Linked DNA regions of Homo sapiens: region 1 is linked to region 2. Evidence: read pairs that join two places in POLR2A ChIA-PET (ENCODE). Cell type or tissue: A673. All regions are shown on one strand. Each heading gives the region's core, and the rest is flanking DNA. Links, peaks and the distances in the headings are about the cores only.

The links. Peaks named below come from ENCODE experiments on the same cell type or tissue, not always from the same donor. Only the 100,000 strongest peaks of a DNase experiment are listed, where the experiment ranks them.
Region 1: POLR2A ChIA-PET joins it to region 2 with 15 read pairs; 2 of 35 experiments call an interaction of 5 or more read pairs at or near these places.

The regions. Positions count from the first base shown.
Region 1 is chr3:136,985,943-136,993,942 of GRCh38, reverse strand. It overlaps IL20RB (interleukin 20 receptor subunit beta), which reads right to left. Exons shown (of 7, transcript NM_144717.4): 4 at 4,378-4,502; 5 at 1,855-2,005. Among named protein-coding and RNA genes, the nearest start is that of IL20RB-AS1, 7.8 kb to the right of the region's middle. In A673, for the core only: no CTCF peak of the experiment used is centred there; no DNase peak of the experiment used is centred there.
Region 2 is chr3:136,794,554-136,811,145 of GRCh38, reverse strand. It overlaps the pseudogene SULT1D1P2. Among named protein-coding and RNA genes, the nearest start is that of SLC35G2, 16 kb to the left of the region's middle. RefSeq lists an enhancer at 4,988-5,037. In A673, for the core only: no CTCF peak of the experiment used is centred there; a DNase peak (open chromatin) is centred at 8,475; H3K27ac peaks cover 1,757 bases.

The DNA.
Region 1 (8,000 bases), core at 1-8,000, 190 kb before region 2:
CTCCTGGGTTCAAGCGATTTTCATGCCTCAGCCTTTCCAGTAGCTGGGATTACAGACGTGCACCACCATGCCTGGCTAATTTTTGTATTTTTAGTAGAGACAGGGTTTCATCACAATGGTCAGGCTGGTCTCAAATTTCTGACCTCAGGTGATCCACCTGTCTCGGCCTCCCAAAGTGCCAGGATTACAGGCATGAGCCACCACACCTGGCTCTTTAAAAATGAGGGAGAACCATCATTCTGAGCAAACTATCGCGAGAACAGAAAACCATACACTGCATGTTCTCACTCATAGGTGGGAACTGAACAATGAGAACACTTGGACAAACAGCGGGGAACATAACACACTGGGGCCGGTCATGGGGTGGGGGTTGGGGGAGGGATAGCATTAGGAGATATACCTAATGTAAATGACGAGTTAATGGGTGCAGGAAACCAACATGGCACATGTATACATATGTAACAAACCTGCACTTTGTGCACATGTACCCTAGAACTTAAAGTATAATAAAAAAGAATGAGGTAGATCCATATGTATTGACATGAAAAGATGTTCACAATATACTACTGAGTGAAGACAAGCCAAGTACAGAGTAGTAGGTACAATATCATCCCATCTATGTGTGTGAGCATTGGTACCACACAGACAACGCCTGGAAGATTAAACGCCAGACTCACCAACGGAAACCTCCTGAGTGATGTGCAGGAGAATGGGGCACACTCACCTCTTTATTTATTTATTAAAATGAGACGAGGTCTCGCTATGTTGCCCAGGCTGGTGTTGAACTCCTGGGCTCAAGCAATCCTTCTGCCTCAGCCTCCCAAAGTGCCGGGATTACAGGTGTGAGCCACCATGCCTGGCCCTCCTCTTACTTTATATGCTTTGGTGTTGTTTGGATTGTTAAGCAAGCTTGACTTGTATGATTTTATAAAGTAGCATAAAATAGTAATCAGGAAATCTGCATGAAAAATGTTATGGATATGATATTTGTGAAAAAGCAGGCACAAAATGTGTATGTTATAGGACTACAGCATGTGCCTACACATGGCAATGACTGAAGGATGATGCCCTAAATGAGCTGAGCATGGTGGCTCACACCTGTAATCTCAGCTCTTTGGAGGCCAAGGCCCAGGCAACAGAGCAAGACCTTGTCTCTACATATGAAACAAAATAAATTTTTTTAGAAAGAAAAATAAATAAATAAATATACTATATAATTAAGATAATAATTCGTCTTTTTAAAAAAATAGTTCTATTTTTAAAGACTAAAAGGCTATACACAAAAATGTAACTAGTGATGTTTGAGTGACAGATCATGGGATGTAGGCTCTTGTTTGGTTTTGCTTCTTTTCAAAGGGTTTTTAAACATTGTAGGTTTTCTGACCTTAAAATATTCAAGGGAAAAGAGTAATTCAAACAAGAGGATTCTCTAGGCTTTCCATAAGGTCCCTTCCAGATGAAGAAGGCTGTGGTGTTATACAACGTAGCACCTCCTTCCAAGGTCTGACCCTCTGAAGCCTGTGGCTGCCTCTCCTGCAGCCCACTCTGATTCACAGGCAGTAACCATCTGGTAAACCAGTCTTGCAACACCTGGCCCCCAGGCCTAGGAAGCTTTAAGGGGGAAAGTGTTTCAGACAGCTGCTCGTAACCCCACCCAGCCCCAGGGTGGACTCCTGCCTCTAGGGGAATCAGATTCACAAACATAATTTCACTATGGGAACCCACCCAGTCCATGAGGGAGGTCAGTGAAATCAAGGAAAAACTCAGAACCAAAGGAACCCAGCAGGCCTCTGAGATATGCCAGGAGGGGCTATCACCTGTGCAGGGCTCCAGGGACAGAGAAGCCATCCTTACCTTGCACCTCCACACATTCTGTCTGGCTGAAGGCGCTGTACCTCCCAATGGCCTTCACGAATGTCTGGGCCTTCACACAGTATGCAGCCCCTGGCTCCATGGTTTCTAGGTGCACTGGAATACCCCCACTCCTCACCATTTTGACATGTTCCTTTGACAGACCAGAAAACACAGTTATTGGCCAAGTGCGGTGGCTCACGCCTATAATCCCAGCACTTTGGGAGCCTGAGGCGGGCGGATCACCTGAGGTCAGGAGTTCAAGACCAGCCTGACCAACATGGTGAAACACCCCATCTCTACTACAAATAAAAAATTAGCCAGGCATGGTGGTGGGTGCCTGTAATCCCAGCTACTCAGGAGGCTGAGGCAGGAGAATCACTTGAACCCAGGAGGCAGAAGTTGCAGTGATCCGAGATCGTGCCACTGCACTCCAGCTTGGGCGACAGAGCGAGACTCTGTCTCAAAAAATAAAAGATAAAAAGAAAGCAGTTATTCCCAGAAGGCAGCAGGACTGGAAAGGGCAAAAAGTGCCAGGGAAGGAAAGTTGCAGATACTTCCTTTCCAGATGCACACAGAATGTTCCCTCTCACACATACATTCATTCAGGCACTCATTCATTCAATCATATTTATTAAGTACCTACTATGTGCTAGGCACTGCTCTAAGCACAGGGACCTAGCATTGAACAAAATGGACAAAGTCCTTGCTCTCATGGGGCTTACATGGGGTGAAACAGACTATAAAAAAATACACATCAGGTGGTGACAAGGACTGTGAAGGAAAAAGCAGAGCAAAGAGATGGTAACGAGGAGGCACCATCTTAAACAGAGTGGTTAGAGAAGGCTTCTCTGATAGGGTAACATTTGTGCAGAGACCCTGACTTGAGCAGGGGCTTGGCATGGCCACTGCTGCCAAGGAATCAGTGTGCAGTGGAGCCACGGGCAGCACCTCCTCACTCATCCACCCATCTGTCCATCCGTCTGTTCACCCTTCCACCTCCATGCCCCTCCCTGAGGCTGTGCTCTGCATCTGATCCTGTGGAGGCTTGCCTGGACCAAGCCTAGATGACTCAGGGTACATGCTCCCCTCTTAGCCCTGGCCCTGCCAGTTACCAAAGGTGGGTAGTGGGCTCCATCCCAGCGAATCTGAGGGAGCTGCATGCTTCCTCCTGCACAGGCTCTGCCCTGTCCCCAACACTACTCCATCTGCCTGGCTGGCAATGCCATATCCTACCGTGGGCTCTTGCCTAGCAGGGGTAAATACCGAAACCCAGTGTTGTACCTGCCCACACCACCTTTCATGGGAAGCTACCCAACCTACAGCCCTCTTTGAATGGGTGGTGAGGCATGTGCTCTTAGTCCAGATACTGCTATAAGATCAAGGGTACCCTTGGCCTGAGAAGGGTCCAATCAGAGGCGAGCTGGCTACCAGCAACCCCTGAAGCTTGGCCTGATAAGACGAGCAAGACCAATTGGATTCTTCTTCTGAGGATTTGGTCTTGGGAAACTGAATACCGAGAGCTAGAAGCAGGGACAAAGGAGAGAGGACACAGTGAGGAGAAGTCAGGCCTGAGAGGCCTCGAGAGGCTGGGGGCACATCATAGGCATGAGTAGGAAGCATTGATGAGGGATCACAGCCTGGAATAAGCTAGGAAAGGGCCATAGAAAGTGTGCAAGAGCAGGGACCCACCAGAGGGGAGCAAGGGCCCTGGGTAAGTGAGGCTGGAGCCTGGCCCTCTGCCAGCTGTTTATAGATCTGTGAGAGCTCCTTATTGCACCGTATTAGTCCTTGTGATAAAGCCTATCTTTGCTTGTGCTGCCTGGAGTGGGCCTCTAAGCTTTGTCATCATATGCTTGGACAGAGGCTCCACAGGTCTGAGTGTCCCCTAGTTCCTGATCGTGCTCCACTCCTCATACTGCTGCTGCTTGTCTGGCTATTCCCTCTGTGAGGGCTGGCCTCCCACCCATCCCAGGCTGTAGCACCCTTCCCATGGGGAGGGCAGCACCCCACCTGAGCATTCTGCATGGCCCACCTGCTCATAGTTAGATGGGTTTACTCATAAGCCAACTCCTGGATCCCTGCCTCTACCTCTTCACCCTGCCAAGACACACACCCTCAGGAGGTTTGTACCAGCGTTGTGTGCTTTTGAAATCATCCTGTTGATCTACAAATCCTGATTGCTGCCCCTAAGTGGCTGAGGAGATGAGCTGATGAGGGAGAAAAAAGGCATTGAAAAGATATTGTGGTCCAACTATGTTAGAGTTTAGGGTAAGGGGGCAGCCCCATACTTCAGCAGATCTGGCCTGGAAATGCTCCCAGCCAAGGCATGATTGAATGGACCAAGGAAGTTCTTTGGAGAAGAGGCTGATGGGGTGGTCAGCATACTCATCTTTTGCACACTTCACCCAGGACTGCTCATCCCCAGGTCACCCAGTGAGCAGGGGCAGCCTTCCCTTGCTCACCCTCAGAAATCTGTGCCTTCTTTCCCGAAGCCTGACCCAAAGGCCAAGGCTGGAGTCTCACCTCGGCACCAGGCTCCCTCCTCCAGTAGGCCACAAGGAACTCAAACTGGGGCCCCAGGTCCTCCAGCTCAATAACCAGGTGGAAGCCATCTTTGGTGATCTCCATCCCAGGTCGGGTAAGGATGGCTGTTGGCAAGACAACAGGAGAGTCAAAGCCAGCCCCAGACAGGGTTGATTTCCCTGGAACACAATGACCGGGTCATGTATGGAAATATGTCCGTCTCCGTAGGAGAGGAAGGGAGTCTGCTGTAGCTTCAAGCTCATGGAAACATGTACACAAATACTCTCCTGTATGCAGCAGGTGCTCAGTAAATGCTTTTTGAGTGATGAATAAATGAAGAAACAAATGACAAATGCTATAATTCTCTTCTTTTTTAATCCTTTAATAAAGTCCACTGTTCCTTCTCCAGGAGGCACATATACACAAGAAAAGTGATTAAAAACTCCAGTAAACATTATCTCTTGCTCTTTTAAAATTTTATGATCCATGCCCCTCCTGTCACCACTTTTTCAGCAGAAATTGCTCCTCACTTTGGCTCATCTAAGTGAGCAGATGCTATATTTTAATGCTTGCCAAATGCCTATGTGAGCTCAGGTCTATACTGAACAGCCAGCCCCAGTCTTTGCCCCTTAGGAATGAGCATACCTGGCAGGGCCATGTGCATTCCCACAGCTCACACAGATCTGTGGCATGTACTGGCTACTGATAACTTTCACATATCAGCAGATGAGCAGCCTGTGAATAGGGTTGGCCATTCTATTCTCAGCCCAGTTCTCAGCTGGCAAGTCACCGGCTTTTTTTTTTCTTGTTTCTTTTTTTTTCAGACAGGGTCTCACTCTGTCACCCAAGCTGGAGTGTATAGTGGCACTATCATGGCTCACTGCAGCCTCGAACTCTCAGTCTCAGGTAATCCTCCCACCTTAGCCTCCCAAGTAGCTGGAACTACAGGCACACATCACCGCACTCAGCTAATGTTTTTTGTATTTTTTGTAGAGATGGGACTTCACCACATTGCCCAGGCTGGTCTCTAATTCCTAGACTCAAGCAGTTCGCCCACCTCGAGCTCCCAAAGTGCTGGGATTACAGGAGTGAGCCAATGTGCCCAGCCCACAGGCTTTTTACAGATTCCAATAATCAACTCTAGAAATTACAGCATAAGTACAAACATCATCTTCCATATTGCAAGGTCCCCAGCAGAGAGGCCCACAGCCCTTGTGGATACCTTCCCATCAGCAGACCAAGAACAGAAGGGCCCACACAGATAGTCTCTACACCCTGGTTACTGGTGATGGAGTTATACTTGCCTTTCAGACCCAGATACTGCAGGACCAGAAGGGCCACCCTGATCACTGGTCTTGGATTGGAAAGGGGTGGGGCATGTTCTGGGCTAAATCTGCCTTCCCTGGGGTCAGTGTGAGAGGTGACAGCATGCTGGCAGTCCTCACAGCCCTCGCTCACTCTGGGCGCGTCCTCTGCCTGGGCTCCCACTTTGGCCGCACTTGAGGAGCCCTTCAGCCCACCGCTGCACTGCGGGAGCCCCTTTCTGGGCTGGCCAAGACTGGAGCCGGCTCCCTCAGCTTGCAGGGAGGTGTGGAGGGAGAGGCGCGAGCTGGAACCGGGGCTGCACGCGGCGCTTGCGGGCCAGCTGGAGTTCCGGGTGGGCGTGGGCTTGGTGGGCCCCGCACTCGGAGCAGCCGGCCGGCCCTGCCGGCCCCGGCAATGAGGGGCTTAGCACCCGGGCCAGCGGCTGCGGAGGGTGTACTGGGTCCTCCAGCAGTGCCAGCCCACCGGCGCCGTGCTAGATTTCTCACCGGGCCTTAGCTGCCTTCCCGTGGGGCGTGGCTCGGGACCTGCAGCCCGCCATGCCTGAGCCTCCCACCCCCTCCATGGGCTCCTGTGCGGCCCGAGCCTCCCCGATGAGCGCCACCCCCTGCTCCACGGCGCCCAGTCCCATCGACCACCCAAGGGCTGAGGAGTGCGGACGCAGGGCGCAGGACTGGCACGCAGCTCCACCGGCAGCCCTGGTGCGGGATCCACTGGGTGAAGCCAGCTGGCCTCCTGAGTCTGGTGGGGCCTTGGAGAATCTTTATGTCTAGCTCAGGGATTGTAAATACACCAATGGGCACTCTGTCTCTAGCTCAAGTTTGTAAACACACCAATCAGCACCCTGTGTCTACTAGCTCAGGGTTTGTGAGTGCACCAATCGACACTCTGTATCTAGCTACTCTGGTGGGGCCTTGGAGAACCTTTGTGTCTATACTCTGTATCTAACTAATCTGGTGGGGACGTGGAGAACCTTTGTGTCTAGCTCAGGGATTGTAAACGCACGAATCAGCGCCCTGTCAAAACAGACCACTGGGCTCTACCAATCAGCAGGACGTGGGTGGGGCCAGATAAGAGAATAAAAGCAGGCTGCCCGAGCCAGCAGTGGCAACCCGCTCGGGTCCCCTTCCACACTGTGGAAGCTTTGTTCTTTCGCTCTTTGCAATAAATCTTGCTACTGCTCACTCTTTGGGTCCACACTGCTTTTATGAGCTGTAACACTCACCGCGAAGGTCTGCAGCTTCACTCCTGAAGCCAGCGAGACCACGAGCCCACCAGGAGGAACGAACAACTCCAGACGCGCCGCCTTAAGAGCTGTAACACTCACCGTGAAGATCTGCAGCTTCACTCCTGAGCCAGCGAGACTAGGAACCCACCAGAAGGAAGAAACTCTGAACACATCCGAACATCAGAAGGGACAGACTCCAGACGCGCCACCTTAAGAGCTGTAACACTCACCGCGAGGGTCTGCGGCTTCATTCTTGAAGTCAGTGAGATCAAGAACCCACCAATTCCGGACACAAGTGGACACTCAGAAGAAAGGCAGTTCCTACAGGGAGTTTTCAGAGAACAAAGCCTTTCCCCATCGCGTCCCTCATCAGAGAAGTGTTTATGCCTGCTTGTTGAAGAGCTACCTGGACAGGGGTCAGGAGGACTTGGGAAGCCAGGGCCAACTGTGCAAAACACACTCAGTCCTGAGGTTCATATGACCACATAGCACCACTAGCACTACCTCTGAAACACCTTCAGAAGGGAAACAGATATTTGACTCCTCAACTTTTCTGTCAGATGTCATCAGAATTGGGTCTTCTGATCTCCATCTTTATTGAGACCAGAATTAGAGAAAATAATCTGAAGTTTCAGTTCAGAGAAGAGTTGTTTGACAGCGTTGGGGCAGGAACCTCTGTCCTATGCCTTCTGCATGCTTATCTCATTTAATCTGCCCAGGAAGCTTTAGAAGGTAAACATTGTTCCTGTTTTATTTTTATTTATTTATTTATTTATTTATTTATTTATTTATTTATTTATTTGAGATGGAGTCTCGCTCTGTCGCCCAGGCTGGAGTGCAGTGGCCCGATCTTGGCTCACTGCAAGCTCCGCCTCCCAGGTTCACACCATTCTCCTGCCTCAGCCTCCGGAGTAGCTGGGACTACAGGCGACGGGGTTTCACTGTGTTAGCCAGGATGGTCTTGATCTCCTGACCTCGTGATCCACTGGCTTTGGCCTCCCAAAGTGCTGGGATTACAGGCATGAGCCACCATGCCCAGCCTAACATTGTTCCTGTTTTACAGAGAGATTAA
Region 2 (16,592 bases), core at 3,621-11,620:
GAAGTAACTCAAGTGTTTGTCAATGGATGAATGAATTTAAAAAGTATGGTATACACAGACAGTGAAATATAATTCAGCCTTGAAAAGGAAGGACATTCTGACACATGCTATTACATGCATGAACCTTAATAATATTATGCTAAGTGAAATAGGCCAAAAGGACAAATACAAATACTTTATTATTCCACTTATATGAGGTACCTAGAGTAGTCAAATTCATACAGACAGAAAGTAGAATGGTGGTACTGAGGCTGGGGTGGAGAATGGGGACTTAGTGTTTAATGGTACAAAGTTTCCGTTGGGAAAGACAGAAGAGTTCTGCAGATGGGTGGTGGTGATGGTTGAACAACAATGTGCATATGTTTAATGCCATAGAACTGTTCACTTAAAAATGACTAAAATGGGGGAACACTTAGTTTATTTTAAAGAATAAAGTGTTGCCTTGATTCTAGAATCACAAATAAAGCCAGTTGAAGTCTTTAAGCTAAATTTATTATAACTTTTTTTTTTTTGAGAAAGAGTCTCACTCTATTGCCCAGGCTGGAGTGCAGTGGTGCAATCTTGGCTCACTGCAGGCTCTACCTCCTGGGTTCAAGTGATTCTTGTGCCTCAGCCTCCCAAGTAGCTGGGGTTACAAGCACCTGCCACTACGCCTGGCTAATTTTTGTATTTTTTGTAGAGACAGGGTTTCACCATGTTGGTCAGGCTGGTCTCGAACTCCTGACCTCAGGTGATCTGCCTGCCTCGACCTCCAAAAATGCTGGGATTACAGGCATGAGCCACCGTGCACAGCCTATAATTTTGTCATTGATTGTCTTTTGCCAAATAGTTTGAACCATAACCATAACCATAATCTTTTTCCTTTCCTTTTCTTTTCTTTTCTTTTCTTTTTTTTTTTTTTTTTTTGAGACAGAGTCACTCTGTAACCCAGGCTAGAGTGCAGTGGCTTGATCTCAGCTCACTGCAGCCTCCACCTCCAGGTTCAAGAGGTTCTTTGAGTAGCTGGGAGTACAGGCCTGTGCCACCATGCCCAGTTAATTTTTTGTATTTTTAGTGGAGATGGGGTTTCACCATATTGGCCAGGCTGGTCTTGAACTTCTGGCCTCAAGTGATCCACCTGCCTTGGCCTCCCAAAGTCCTGAGATTACAGGCATGAGCCACTGAGCCCACCCTGTAATCTTTTTAAATAAAAAATATTTGAATGAGGCCGGGCGTAGGAGAATCACTTGAGCCTGGGAGGCAGAGGTTGTGGTGAGCCAAGATCACGCCATTGCACTCCAGCCTGGACGACAGACTGAGACTCCGTCTCAGTCAATCAATCAATCAATCAATTTGAATGAGGTAAGGCAGGGGTGGAGTTGAAAAAGGTTGAAAACAAAGGAAGATAAAAAATTGCACTTCAGAAAAATCTCCTCAAATTGACAAGAAGCAGGATAGCTTCAGGAGGGAATGAGTGGATGTTCAGCATATTCTCCTCCTCTGGAGCATTGCTAAGGAGTGGTCCCAGGTGGGGTTGCTTGAGGCACAACCAAATGACCTTCTGACCTCCACCTGTCCCAAAACTGGATCTGTGAAACACTGGATTTGATCCGTAACAATGGGGATGCAGAGAAATTTAAATGGGTTGCAATATACAAACTAAGTGCCTTTCATGGAATTTATAATTCCCAAACTCACAAGTGGTGTTGAGCAGTTGAAAAACATGCAATCTCCGGTTGGGCGTGGTGTTTCACGCCTGTAATCCCAGCACTTTGGGAGGCTGAGGCGGGCTGATCACGAGGTCAGGAGATCGAGACCATCCTGGCTAACATGGTGAAACCCCGTCTCTACTAAAAAAAATACAAAAAAATTAGCTGGGCATGGTGGCAGGCGCCTGTAGTCCCACCTACTTGGGAGGCTGAGGCAGGAGAATGGCATGAACCTGGGAGGCAGAGCTAACAGTAAGCCGAGATTGCGCCACTGCACTCCAGCCTGGGCGACAGAGCAAGACTCCGTCTCAAAAAAAAAAAAATAAATAAAAATAAAAATAAAATAAATAAAATAAAAACATGCAATCTCCTTGATTGGTGAAAACATACCTACACATTCAACTTCTCCCTTCTTTATTTCAGAAGAATGACTGCAGGATAACCTTCATGGCATGGAATGCCAAAGATGTGGCTGTGTCTTATTATTTCTACCAGTTGGCAAAAATGCACCCAGAGCCTGGAACCTAGGAGGAGTTCCTGGATAAATTCATGGCTGTAAAGCTGTGTTTTGGTTTCTAGTATGACTATACCAGAAACTGCTGGGAGAAAAGGAAAAGACTTTTGTATCTTTTACCTATTTTTATGAAGACATGAAAGAGAATTCAAAGTGTGGAATTCAGAAGCTGTTAAATAGAGAAAGACGTGCCAGAAGAAACTGTGGGAAAAACCCTCTGGTATAGCTCTTCTGATGTGATAAAGCAGAATCCTAGTGGAAATTATACCACTATGGAAAATGATCAGATGGACCATTCTGTCTCCCTTCATAAGAAAGGATATTTCTGAAGACTGGAGGAATAAATTCTTTGTCACTCAGTATGAGAAATTTGAAGATTATGAAAAGAAAATGAAAGGGTCTACACTGCAATTTCAATCAGTAATCTAAGAAGGACCTGCTCACTAGGTGCGGTGGCTCATGCCTGCAATCCTAGCAGTTTGGGAGGCCAAGGCGGGAGAATCACCTGTGGTCAGGAGTTTGAGGCCGGCCTGGCCAACATCATGAAACCCCATCTCTACTAAAAATACAAAAATTAGCCAGCCATGGTAGTGGGCGCCTGTAATCTCAGCTACTCAGAAGGCTGAGGCAGGATAATTGCTTGAACCCAGGAGGCAGAGGTTGCAGTGAGCTGAGATCACGCCATTGCACTCCAGCCTGGGTGACAAGAGCGAAACTGTCTCAAAAAAAAAAAAAAAAAAAAAAAAGGACCTACTCTTTCTCCATCTCCTTCAACTACGATCTAAATTAAAAGAAAAGAAACTCCTTTAAACATTTAGTGAAAGAAAATTCTCTGGATGTTTCCTTAATTACTTAGATTAATGGTTTATAATGCAATAATCAAAGAATTTCAAAGTCTACATAGAAAAAACCATTACAGGCCGGGTGCTGTGGCTCACGCCTATAATCCCAGCACTTTGGGAGGCCGAGGCAGGTGGATCACGAGGTCAGGAGTTTGAATCTCCCTCGCCAACATAGTAAAACCCTGTCTCTACTAGAAATACAAAAACTAGCCAGATGTGGTGGCACGCACCTATAGTCCCATCTACTTGGGAGGCTGATGCAGGAGAATCACTTGAACCAGCAGGCAGAGGTTGCAATGAGTCGAGACCATGCCATTGCACTCCAGCCTGGGCAACAGAGCGAGACACCATCTCAAAAAAAACAAAAAACACCACAATACTATATTTATGATTCTAATTGCTTTTCATGGTATTTTTATTAGTCTTACACATTAAATAATAAAATGAAGTTTACAAATTTTTAAATGGTGAAAATGGTAAATTTTATGTTATGCATATTTTGCCACAATAAAAAAATGTTAACTTGGGCCAGGTGTGGTGGTTCACACCTGTAATCCCAGCACTTTGGGAGGCTGAGGCAGGAGGATCACTTGAGACCAGAATTTCAAGACTGGCCTGGGCAACATAGCAAGACCTGATCACTACAAAAAATAAAGCAATTAAAAACAGTCAGGTGTGATGGTACACACCTGTAGTCCTAGCTACTCAGGAGGTTGAGGTGGGAGGATCACTTGAGCACAGGAGTTCAAGGATGCAATGAGCTAGGATCATGCCAGTGCATTCCAGACTGGACCACAGACCAAGACCTTGTCTTTAAAAAAAAAAATTGGGGGCTAAAAAATGCAAATACAAATGTCAAGTGTGTCACCACCCATAGTACACAGTACTCTCAGAAAAAAATATGAGTACAATTAAAACATTTTAAATCACATGAGGAATCATTGATGGGGAAACTCAAGCCAACGCAACAGGGCAGATTATCTCTGTCCCTACTTGGTTGACACTGGCACTGTTGATCCCCCTGATGTCTGGCTGTGACTCCCAGAGAATTCGCAACCCAGGTAATTTGCCTGCAGGTTTGGCTACAAGGTCACTTTGTTGCCACCATGATAACCTTCTGCCAGACTAGCTAGCACCATCAGCTACTTTCTAAGTACATAACAGTGCATGCAGCAACCTCTGGATCCCTTCCATACCATGCTAAAGCCTGAATAAGATCAGGACTGTCAACTCAGGTCTCACTCTATCTGTGCCATGTTGCTCTTTCACTCTGCTTTAGCCATCCTGTATTGGTGCAGAGCCACCCTGTGAGACTTTCTCCTGTCTTATTTCCAAACAGGGAGTGGAATCCAAGACCCTCTACTTTCAGCTTTCTTCACAGTCAATTTAATAGCCTTAATGGAATTTCTGCCTAAAGGTTAAAATCATGATTCAAGGCTGCTTACTCCACTATCTCCCCTTTTTACCCTTTCTGCACCCAAGTAAAAAGCTGAACTTTGACTCTTCTTTTTCCTAAATTAATTCCATTTTTTTAGGAGTACTAATCTCCACTCCCATCCCCAGTGGTTGGTAGATACTTGCGGCTGACTATAGAGAAGGTCATATACACCGAAATGGAAAAGAGAAGAACATGTACATTTTTTTTTTGAGACAATCATGTTCTGTCACACAGGCCGGAGTGCAGTGGCATTATCTTGGGTCACTGCAACCTCCATCTCCCAGGCTCAAGTGATTCTCCTGATGCTGCCTCCTGAGTAACTGGGATTACAGCACCTGCCACCACACCCGGGTAATTTTTTGTATTTTTTATATTTTGTATGTTTCACCATGTTGGCCAGGGTGGTCTTGAACTCCTGGCTTCAAGTGATCTGCCCACCTCGGCCTCCCAAAGGGATTACAGGCATGAGCCTGACCTTGATATATTCTTTTAAATTAAGTAAAACAGGCTGTTTCAAGCAATAAGGGAATATAAGTGTTCATGTAATTGAACAGTCCAGAGCTGCAGGCCAGTCTTCATTTAGCTCCTAAAATGACGAGATCAAGACCAAGTTTCTCTCTGTTTCTCAATTCTACTTCTTCATTGTTGGTTTCATTCTTGGCAGGCTTCTCTCCCTGTCGTTCCAAGATGACTATCAAAGGTTTCTGGACCCACAGGCTTCTTTGTTCACATGAAAGGAAGACGAGCACTTCTCCACTCCCAGTGATGAACCAAAGTCCAGAGCTGAGTCTGGTTGGACTTTCTCTTCCAATCACTGTGGTTATAAGGGTGGTGTTTACTAGCTTAAAATAACATCATATCCCATATCAACATCCCATTTCTAAAGCAGTAGAGGGGTAGCACCAGATTTCCCCGAGGTACTCGGACCCTGGGAATAAATATTAGATACCAGTTCCCAGAAAAGGGGAAATTTGTGTTGAGTGGCCCAAAACACCAAACATTCATCATCTCTGATATCTACCAAATCTGATTTGACTTACTGCTCAACAAGCATTTATTGAACAGAATACTAAAAAAATTAAAATAAAAAAACTTAAAAAATAAAAAATTAATGCAAAACAGAAATAACTTAATCTTAGCAACTCTTTCCTGTGGTTGGTACTTCCCCATCAAGATCCTTTCTGACTCCTGATCTGTGCTCTAGAAAAAAAATGTTTAAATAATATCCAGTAGTTGTACTTGATACACTAAAATCCACTACCTAAGAGTCCTCTGCTCAGATTTAACTATGAAAATACAAACAAAAGGCAAGGCAGTGGGGAGGGAATCTGCTGTGAGGAATCACCAGAGCTAGGCCCCAGTGGAAGTATTGGGGGCCTAATGGCAAAGAACAATCAGCCTGCCACCAAATTTCCTAAATGCAGAGTAACTTCTCTCTCCATTAATCTGGAAAGACTCTTTCATTTTAAAACTCAAGATGTGACTGCTCACTGTGGGTATTTAATGTTATATGTAATAATAACAAATGTGATAAAATTAGAGTGAAATCTGCTTCAGCTGTAAGGTGGTTTATGAACCACATTAATGATCTTTAAGGAGATGTGGACATGCAGACTGGCAGCCTGCCCACACAGCAGGTGGTGTTAGGCACAGGCTCCTAAGGGGGGATAGAAGGCTTGAGTTCTATTAGCTCTGCTGCTCAGTAGCTGTGTGACCTTGAGCAAACCCATTAACCCCTCTGGACCTACAAGTTCCTCAGCTCTAAAATGGCAGAGTTAAACTTGATGTTTTCTAAGCTTTTTTCATCTCCAACCTTCTAAGATACTCTAATAAATTGATTTTGTTTTTAAAAGTTCATGAATGAGGCCGGGCTCTGTGGCTCACGCCTGTAATCCCAGCACTTTGGGAGGCCAAGGCAGATGGATCATCTGAGGTTGGGAGTTTGAGACCAGCCTGACCAACATGGAGAAACCCTGTCTCTACTAAAAATACAAAAATTAGCCGGGTGTGGTGGTGTGCTGTAATCCCAGATGCTCAGGAGACTTAGGCAGGAGAATCACCTGAATCCAGGAGGTGGAGGTTGCAGTGAGCTGAGATCACGCCACTGCGCTCCAGCCTGGGCAGCAGAGCGAGACTCTGTCTAAAAAAAAAAGAAAATCAAAATAAATAAATAAATAAAAAGAGTAAACATCAGGGGAAACAGGGATATTCTGGCTAAACCAACCTAACAGGATTCTTGCTGAAGATAGGCCAGGGTGATCAGACGTCACCTAGGGGATGGTGGAGGATGTGGAACCTGGTCAGATCTTGAGGGTGATCACACATCAAGTGTGGGCGGGTCTTGCTAAACCAACTTAGCAGGGTTCTTTGCTAAAACTGGATTTTTCAAAGGAGTGTACAAATGGGCCTAAGAGAAGTGTTAGGAGCTTGGCTAAAGTTTGGCCAGCAAATAATCTTTGTCAATCCTGACCCTCCCCTACAGAATCTCCAGCGAACCTCAGCAGATACACAGCCCCAGGAGACAACGTGGACAGAACTGCAGGAATCCCCACTCTCTTTGGTCTAGGGGAAAGATTAAATTTTCTAGGTTCACAGAATTCCCTTCTTCAGAGGTACCTCCAGGGACCCAGACCTTTCCCTCACCACCTGTGTTTCCTAGAAGAGGGTCCTAACTAGGGTGGGTCATCCAAGGTTTTGTCTCAGGATGAAACCTAAACTAAGATGACAAATAGAAAGCATGAATTAGTCCAGGCACAGTGGCTCATGTCTGTGATCTCACCACTTTGGAAGGCCAAGGCAGGAGTGTTGAATGGGGTAAAAAGTTTGAGACCAGCGTAGGCAACATAGCAAGACTCCATCTCTACAAAAAGTTTTTTTTTGTTTGTTTGTTTTTTAATTAGCCAGGTGTGGTAGTGCACACCTATAATCCTAGGTACTACAGAGGCTGAGGAGATTACTTGAGCCCAGTAGTTCAAGACCCCATCTCAAAAAAAAAAAAAAAAACAGAAAGAAAGAAAATAAATCACCAAAAATCTTCAGAGAGATGAATATTACATCAATGAAAGAGGAAAATGGTGTGTTTATGAAAAGGAATACCCAGAGAACATGAAGAAAGCCTTGAAAATTTAAAGTTAGACAGTAAAAATTAAAAAAACAAATACACAGTAAATGGGTTGAAAGAGAGTCTCCCATAACATAGGACAAAAGGACAAAATGATGGAATAAAGGACAGAAAAGGTAAGAAAATTAGAAGACCTGTCAGGAAGTCCAACATCCAAATACAGGGTCTAGAAAAAGAGAAGAGAGAAAACAGAGGGAAGGAAATCATCCTCAAAACAATTCAGGACAATATCCTAGAGTCTCCAGATTGAAAGGGCCTATGGAGTGCCAGCATAGCACTCTAAAGTCTGCCCACACCAGGGCATAGCTTCATGAAATTTCAGAACCCTGGGGACAAACAGATCTCCAAGATCTAGAAAGAAAACAAACAAAACCCCAAAAGTGTTTAAAATTGGCCACATTAAAAAATCAGGAATCAGAATTCTTGGGTTTCTTACCAAGCCCCTCCCACGTGCCCAGAGCTTCCAGTAAAATTTTCAGTGTTCCCCTCTTAGGTATCAGACACAGGCCCAAAGAAATTTGTAAATGATGATGAAAAAAGATTGAGCACAGTCTAAAAATCTAAAATTCTCTCACTTCCACGCTAGTTCCTAGAAGCCAGTGGGATGGATGAAGCCTTTTATTCTTCCCTTAGGCTCCAATTCCTTCACTCTACCGTTCCCTAATCACCACGTGATCATCTCCTCCTTGTCTCTCTCTCTCTCTCTCTTTCTGTCTCTCTCTCTCACACACACACAGACACACACACACACTCACTCACTTACACAGGCTTGATTTAAGGACACACGTCATGCTGCTTTTCTTGAGAGCAAACATTGTTAATTATAGCTCTGCCCAGGAAATAGGCAAAAAAATCCCAAGAGCTCAGCTTTTGACAGTAGGGAGCTGCACTTCTTTCTGGACAAAGAGTCAGACTAAATTTAGCGACAAATTCTAAATTGGTGTGAGACTTTCCTATTTCCTTGAAGCATAATGCTCTATTGATTGCAAGCTGAGTCATATATTGAGCCTGCTTCTCACACTGTCAGCTGGAAGTGTAATTCTTGAATGACTCCCAGCAGACATTTATAGATTTTTCAGTCTGTTGAGTTATAAAAGATAGCCAAAGTCTTTTTTTTTTCTGAAGACCTTCAAATAAATCTTGATCTTAACAGCTAAGTCATTGAGCTTAATTATACACAACACACTGGGAGTAATCTGCATAAAAGCGAGAGTTGAGGGAGTGAAGTTAGAAAAATAATCAAGTGAGTCTGTAAAGAAACAAAGAACAGAGGACTGACAACTGGAGTTCCACCTTCCAGTTTGCTCCTGTTTAAGACGTAGAAGAAAGAAAAAAGTAACTATTCAAGGTGAAGAGAGGGCAAAGATGGGAATAGGAACCAGGTTAGGGTACCAGGACAGGAATCAAAGAAAGAGAATACTTCAAGAAAGAGTGTATGGCAGAGTAAAATATGTTGGGGAGACCCAGAAGGGATGTGGCAGACCCATTTAGTGTCCTGTCCATAACTTCTCAGGTCTTATCGCACAGGGCAGGACTCCTGACTCCTAATGTCTTAGGACCTTTAGTCACTGGATTCTATTCTGCCTCAGCACCGTCAAGCCAGAAGTACAGGGGAATTAATGCTTCCTCATCCTCACCCAAATGCAGCAACCCTCAATCAAGGACTGACTAGAGTTGGTATGTATATATGCCAGATTCCTTACCCCTTAGAATAACTCTGAGCCTATGCTGTACACAGACTCTGAGAGTTCCCCAGCAGAATTAAGCTCCAGTTGCCCACAGTGGTAACTGACTTGAAAATACACCATTTATTATCTCCCTTCTCTTTTCTTTCTCATTTCCCTACACCCCTACTGGTGCTTCTTTGCATCATCTCCAAAAGCCTGGGATGAGAAAAAGCCATTGGTAATATATTCTGAAGATCCTTGAGAGGTCAAGGTCAGTAGAATGGAAAAGGCAGAAACTACATGGCTGGATTCTAAGAGAAGAGTTGGAGATGAGGAATTGGAGACAGAAATGGAAAACAACTCTTTCAAGAAGTTTAGCATGTAGACAAAAGAAAGAAATGGGGGAGTCACTAATGGGGCAATAGGATTGAAAAAAGTTTTAATTTTTTTTGCATTTATTTAGGAAAGATACACTCCGCTGGGCGTGGTGACTCACGCTTGTAATCCCAGCACTTTGGAAGGCTGAGGTGGGCAGATCACGAGGTCAGGAGTTCAAAATCAGCCTGACCAACATGGTGAATCACCGTCTCTACTAAAAATACAAAACTTAGCCAGGCATGGTGGCACGCACCTGTAATACCAGCTACGCAGGAGGCTGAGGCAGGAGAACCACTTGAACCCAGGAGGCGGAGGTTGCAGTGAGCTGAGATCGCGCCATTGTACTCCAGCCTGGGCGACAGAGCAAAGCTCCGTCTCAAAAAAAAAAAAAAAAAAAAAAAAAGAGGCCGGGCATGGTGGTTCACACCTGTAATCCCAACACTTTGGGAGGCCGAGGAGAGTGGATCACCTGAGGTCAGGAGTTCCAGACCAACCTGGCCAACATGATGAAACCCTGTCTCTACTAAAAATACAAAAATTAGCTGGCCATGGTGGTAGGCCCCTGTAATGCCACAGCTACTTGGGAGGCTGAGGCAGGAGAATCACTCGAACCAGGGAGGCAGAGGTTGCAGTGAGCCAAGATCACGCCACTGCACTCCAGCCTGGGGGACAGAATGACACTCCATCTCAAAAAAAAAAAAAAAAAGAGAGAGAGAGAAAAAGAAAGATCCACTCATATTTTGAGACATATGACTCTAGGACAATGTACGTGTTCCTGGAAGCTCTCCTCCCTCTCTTCTGTTTTCAACATCTCTTTGGCTGGTGTCTCTACCTTACCCAGACTTGTGTTTGTTTTTCTAAGCATTCTGCACTTAGCACTCTTCTCATCCCTTTCTATACCCTCTCTCTGGGTAATTTAATCCTCTCTCATGGCTTGAATTTACACCTATACACTACTGATTCCTAAATTTGTATCTTTAATTCAGAGCCCTTTCCTGGGCTCCAGACCCATGTATTGAACCACCTACTTTATAAGTATTCCTGTCTATCCAGCAGCTCCCTCCAATTAATCATGCAAAAATTGAACTTGCCATCTTCTCCTCAAATTCATTTTTACTTTGTGCCTAATGGGTGAATGGGACTTGTATTAGTCCATTCTCACACTGCTATAAAGGAATACCTAAGGCTGGGTAATTTATAAAGAAAAGAGGTTTAATTGGCTCACAGTTCTGCAGGCTGTACAGGAGACATGATGCTGGCCACCTCCTTGGCTTCTGGGAAGGCCTCAGAAAACTTAACAATCATGGCAGAAGGCGAAGGGGATGCAGGCTTCTCTTACGTGGCTGGAGTAGGAGCAGGACGGGAGGGGTGTCACACACTTTTAAACAACCAGATCTCACGACAACTCACTATTGCCATGACAGCACCAAGGGGGATGATGTTAAACCATAAGAAACTGCCCCCATGATCCAATTACCTCCCATCTTCAACATTGGGGATTACAATTCAACATGAGGTTTGGATGGGGACACAGATCCAAACCATATCAGTACTACAATTTATCTAGTTGCCCATATCAGAAAAATGGAACTCATCCTAAACCATACCCTCTGTCATCACCTTCATCCAATCAGTCATAAGTTGAGTAAATCGTTTCCACTTCTTTAACATCTCCCAAGTTAACACATTCCTTCCATCCCCTCTGCTCCTGCCTGAGTTTAGGCTATCATTATCTCTTGCACAGGCCATAAAGGTCTTTTAAGTGGTCACAAAGTTCTCCTAAATAGTCTCACTGCTTTTAGCCTTGACTCTTTCAATACATTTTTCCACCCTTCTGCCAAATAGATTCTCTGCTATTTAAAACATTTCCAGGTCTCTGGGAGAGTTGGTGTGAAGGGAGCATTTAGAGGTGTGCGGATAGTCAGAATTGGGGAAATTTGTGTTGTGCACCCAGCTTGAAGACTTACTTGATCAGACTTAGGGATCTCTCATATCCTTTTCTGTAGGTCCAAAACAAGAATCTGTCCCTCCTCCACCAAAGATAATGACTATCTTGGAATCTTTTCCTGGGGTCAATCCCTGTGAATCAGGATAGAGATAGAAAAGAAATCCCTTAGTATTTTTCATCTAAGAGGACAGCCACCAAGGAAGGACCCAAGGCTAAGAAATGGAGCTCAATAAGGATCATATACAGAGAGAAAAACTCAAGGTGCAGAAGGAATACCCCCAAGACAAGCATTTCAAGGTTAAGGCAAGGCCAACATGGCAAGATACAAGAAGGGATTTCCTTTTCTTAGAAAATTCTTGTTTAGAAAGTTTATTCCGGACCTGAGAGGTAGACGTTCCCATTCTTGCTCCCACACAGGACAGCAATAATATGTCCTAAGACAATGGTCCTCCACCTGAGGAATGTGTGTAGCCTTAGAAGCATGTGAAGACTTTCCAAAGGATTCAAGTGCAAGATGGTTCTAAGAAAACCAAATTTCAGGCCAGGTGCAGCTGCTCACGCCTGTAATCCCAGGACTTTGGGAGGCCGAGGCAGACAGATCATTCGAGGTCAGAAGTTCTAGGCCAACATGGTGAAACCCCATCTCTACTAAAAATACAAAAATCAGCCCAGCATGGTGGTGTACGCCTGTAGTCCCAGCTATTAGGGGGGCTGGGGCAGGAGAATCGCTTGAACCTGGGAGGCGGAGGCTGCAGTGAGCCGAGATCATGCCACTGCACTCCACCCTGGTGACAGAACAAGACCCCATCTCAAAAAAAGGAAAGAATTGAAGAAAAGAAAATCAAATTTCAGATCCTCAACTTTCTTGTTTCTTTTTTGCTAAATGTTTGGTACTGATTTTTATCTCTCAGGTTCTCATTTCCTATCTACCATTTTTACAGTTATCCTTCCCCCTCTGCACTAAAGAGAGCACACACTTCCCACCCATCCTGAATCTCACTCTAGTGCACCAAGAAAGAGTGAAAGGATGTGTGGGTGGTGTGTGTCTGTGGTGTGTTTGGTGTGTGTGTGTGTGCGTGCGTGTGCGTGTGTGTGTGTGTTGGAGGAGGTATGATATTTTGGTCTTAGTGCTGAGAAAGTGAATCATTGGATAACAAGATTGTTTATAAGCCTGGTGTTTCCTATTCTTTAATGTCAACAAAATCAGAGGAGGATCTAATCAAGTTGTCAGCTGATCGTTCAACAAAAATAATTTTTTATAATATATCTTTTTTTGGCATATAACTTAGGAGGAGTTTGAAGCTTGAGTGACATTTGGTTATAACAAAATGTCTTCCATTCTTCTATTCCCATCATCTTATTTATATAAAGATTTGTCAGAGCCATATATATGTTATGTGTATATGTATACACACATAAACAAAAAAGAAATGTGAATGATTCTAAATGCTATCTCATTTCAGCAATAAAAAAATTTCACTCATGCATTCATGAAACAATTTTTAAAAATAGCCTTCCATCGGCCGGACGCAGTGGCTCACGCCTGTAATCCCAGCACTTTGGGAGGCTGAGGTGGGCGGATCATGAGGTCAGGAGATCGAGACCATCCTGGCTAACACGGTGAAACCTCATCTCTACAAAAACTGCAAAAAATTAGCCAGGTGTGGTGGCGGGCACCTGTAGTCCCAGCTACTCGGGAGGCTGAGGCAGGAGAATGGCATGAACCCAGGAGGTGGAGCTTTCAGTGAGCCGAGATCGCGCCACTGCACTCCAGCCTGGGTGACAGAGTGAGACTCCGTCTCAAAAATAATAAATAAATAAAATAAAATAGAATAAAAATAGCCTTCCATCTCATTAATAAACTTCTTTCTAATTAATTCCATTTTAATTTACATACATAATTTTTGTTGCCAAGAAGTATGATGGTGTGATCAATAAAAGACTTTCAAGTATAAAAAAATTCTGTGGGCTGGGTGCAGTGGCTCATGCCTGTAAACCTAGCACTTGGGGAGGCTGAGGCGGGCAGATCACGAGGTCAGGAGTTCAAGACCAGCCTGGCCAATGTGGTGAAACCCCATCTCTACTAAAAATACAAAAATTAGCCGGGCGTGGTGGTGTGTGCCTGTAATCCCAGCCACTTGGGAGGCTGAGGCAGGAGAATCGCTTGAACCCGGGAGGCGGAGGTTGCAGTGAGCCAAGATTGTGCCATTGCACTTCCGCCTGGGCAACGGGTGTGAAATTCTGTCTCAAAAAAAAAAAAAATCTGTGGAGAAAGTGGAATGGAAATATAAGTTCAAGGAGAAAAAAGGCCAATGTAAAATTTTCTGCTGAAAAAGAGGTTGTTCGTGTTTTGTTTTGTTTTGTTTTGTTTTTGAGACAGAGTCTCACTCTGTTGCCAGGCTGGAGTGCAGTGGTGCCATCTCGGCTCACTGCAACCTCCGCCTCCCAGGTTCAAGAGATTTTCCTGCCTCAGCCTCCTGAATAGCTGGGACTACAGGTGCGCACCACCACACCCAGATAATTTTTGTACTTTTATTAGAGACGAGGTTTCACCATGTTGGCCAGGATGGTCTCAATCTCTTGACCTCATGATCTGCCTGCCTCAGCCTCCCAAAGTGCTAGGATTATAGGCGTGAGCCACTGAGATGGACTGTTCATGTATTTTTTAAATGGATGTTGGTTTGGGGCTAGGTGTGATGGCTCACGCCTGTAATCCCAGTGCTTTGGGAGGCCCAGGTGGACTGATCACCTGAGGTCAGGAGTTCAAGACCAGCCTGGCCAACATGGTGAAACCCCATCTCTACTAAAAATACAAAAAAAAGCCGACATGGTGGTGGGCACCTGTAATCTCAGCTACTCAGGAGGCTGAGGCAGGAGAATCACTTGAACCCAGGAGGCGGAGGTTGCAGTGACCCGAGATCACACCGTTGCACACCATTGCACTCCAGCCTGGGCCACAGAGCAAGACTCTATCTCCAAAAAATAATAATAATGATAATAATGTTGATGGGGAGGATATCAAATATTGAATTGCTTTGTTATTTAGATTCCACTGGATTTATTTAAAAGTTATATAATGACTTAATTTTAAAATGTCTATTTTTTTTTTTTTTTTGAGACGGAGTCTCGCTGTCGCCCAGGCTGGAGTGCAGTGGCGCGATCTCGGCTCACTGCAGGCTCCCCGCCCTGGGGTTCATGCCATTCTCCTGCCTCAGACTCCCGAGTAGCTGGGACTACAGGCGCCCGCCACCTCGCCCGGCTAATGTTTTGTATTTTTAGTAGAGACGGGGTTTCACCGTGTTAGCCAGGATGGTCTTGATCTCCTGACCTTGTGATCCGCCCGCCTCGGCCTCCCAAAGTGCTGGGATTACAGGCGTGAGCCACCGCGCCCGGCCAAATGTCTGTATTTTTAAAGTGCCAGAAACTATATAGTTTGCAATGATTAAACTTATGATAAAAATGTTAAATGTCAACTTAAAAAATGCAAGGAGATACGTAGTTTTCAAATTATTTTAGAGAATATGTGAGTCAAAATGTTTGATGACCACTGATTTAAGATTCTATAAGCCAAGCCCTTTTATTATTGTTTTACTTTTTTTGTTTTCTTTTTTTGAGACAGGGTCTCACTCTGTCATCCATGCTGGAGTGCAGCAGTGTGATTTCAGCTCACTGCAACCTCCACCTCCCAGGTTAAAGTGATTCTCCTGCCTCAGCCTCCCGAGTAGCTGGGACTACAGGAATGCACCACCAGACCTGGCTAATTTTTGTATTTTTTGTAGAGAGAGGGTTTCCTATGTTACTCAGGCTGGTCTCAAACTCCTGAGCTCAAGCGATCTGCCTGCCTTGGCCTCCCAAAGTGCTGAGATTATAAGTATGAGCCACTGCCCACAGCCCCAAGCCCATTTTCATTTTGTTTTCTTTTGTTTTTAATTTAACCAAGACTCAAAAAGACCATCATCACCAGAAAAGAGCTCTTGGTCCTGGTGACAGCTCCTTAATATTGAACCAGGCTCATAAAGCTCTATCCAGGAATTTCAAATTCCATTAGTTTAACATCTGGCCAGTCACCTCCCTTTCCCCTCACTTTCTACTCTACATCACTCCTCAACTCTAAACTAGAGCCATGAGGGAGTCTTGCAACTTCCCAAAAGCCCCCTAACATTTCACACCTCTCGGCCTTTGCTCAAGCTGCTCTCTCTCTGCCTGGCATGAACTTTACCTCTCACTACCCTCATTTCCTCTTCTCCAGGCAAAAGGGAATTTCTCCCAGAAATTGTCACTCATAACTGTTTTGTTTGTTTGTTTGTTTGTTTTGAGACCGAGTCTCACTCTGTTGCCCAGGCTGGAGTGCAGTGGCACGATCTCAGCTCACTGCAGCCTCTGCCTCCCGGGTTCAAGCAATTCTCCTGCCTCAGCCTCCCAAGTAGCTGGGATTACAGGCGTGCACCACCACACCCGACTGATTTTTTGTATTTTTAGTAGAGACAGGGTCTCACCAGGTTGGCCAGCCTGGTCTCGAACTCCTGACTTCAGGTGATCCACCCATTTCAGCCTCCCAAAGTGCTGGGATTACAGGCATAAACCACCTTGCTGGAACATAACTGGTTCTCAATTGAGGGTGACTAACCATCCCAGTTTTTCTAGGACTAAGAGGTTTCATTAGTATGGGGGACTTTCTGTGCTAAAACCTGGATAGTCCCAGGTCGATCAGGATGGTTGGTTACCCTACTATTGTATGTTCAACCTACTCAAAGTTACACCTAGGGGAGTGGAACCAGCTTTAGGGTATTATATCTTCTCCCAACTGACAGGTCTGTGGAAGACAATACTCTTCCATATCCCAAGAGCACTTTCTTAGGCTAATATAGTTCAAATGCTTTAGGCATTTAAGTTACAGTATTCCTGATTACGAGCTCACACTTCAAACAGCAGTTATTTTGTGTTCTTAAAAGAAACACTCTCTTCTAATTAATTGAACTCATGTTTGCATATTCAA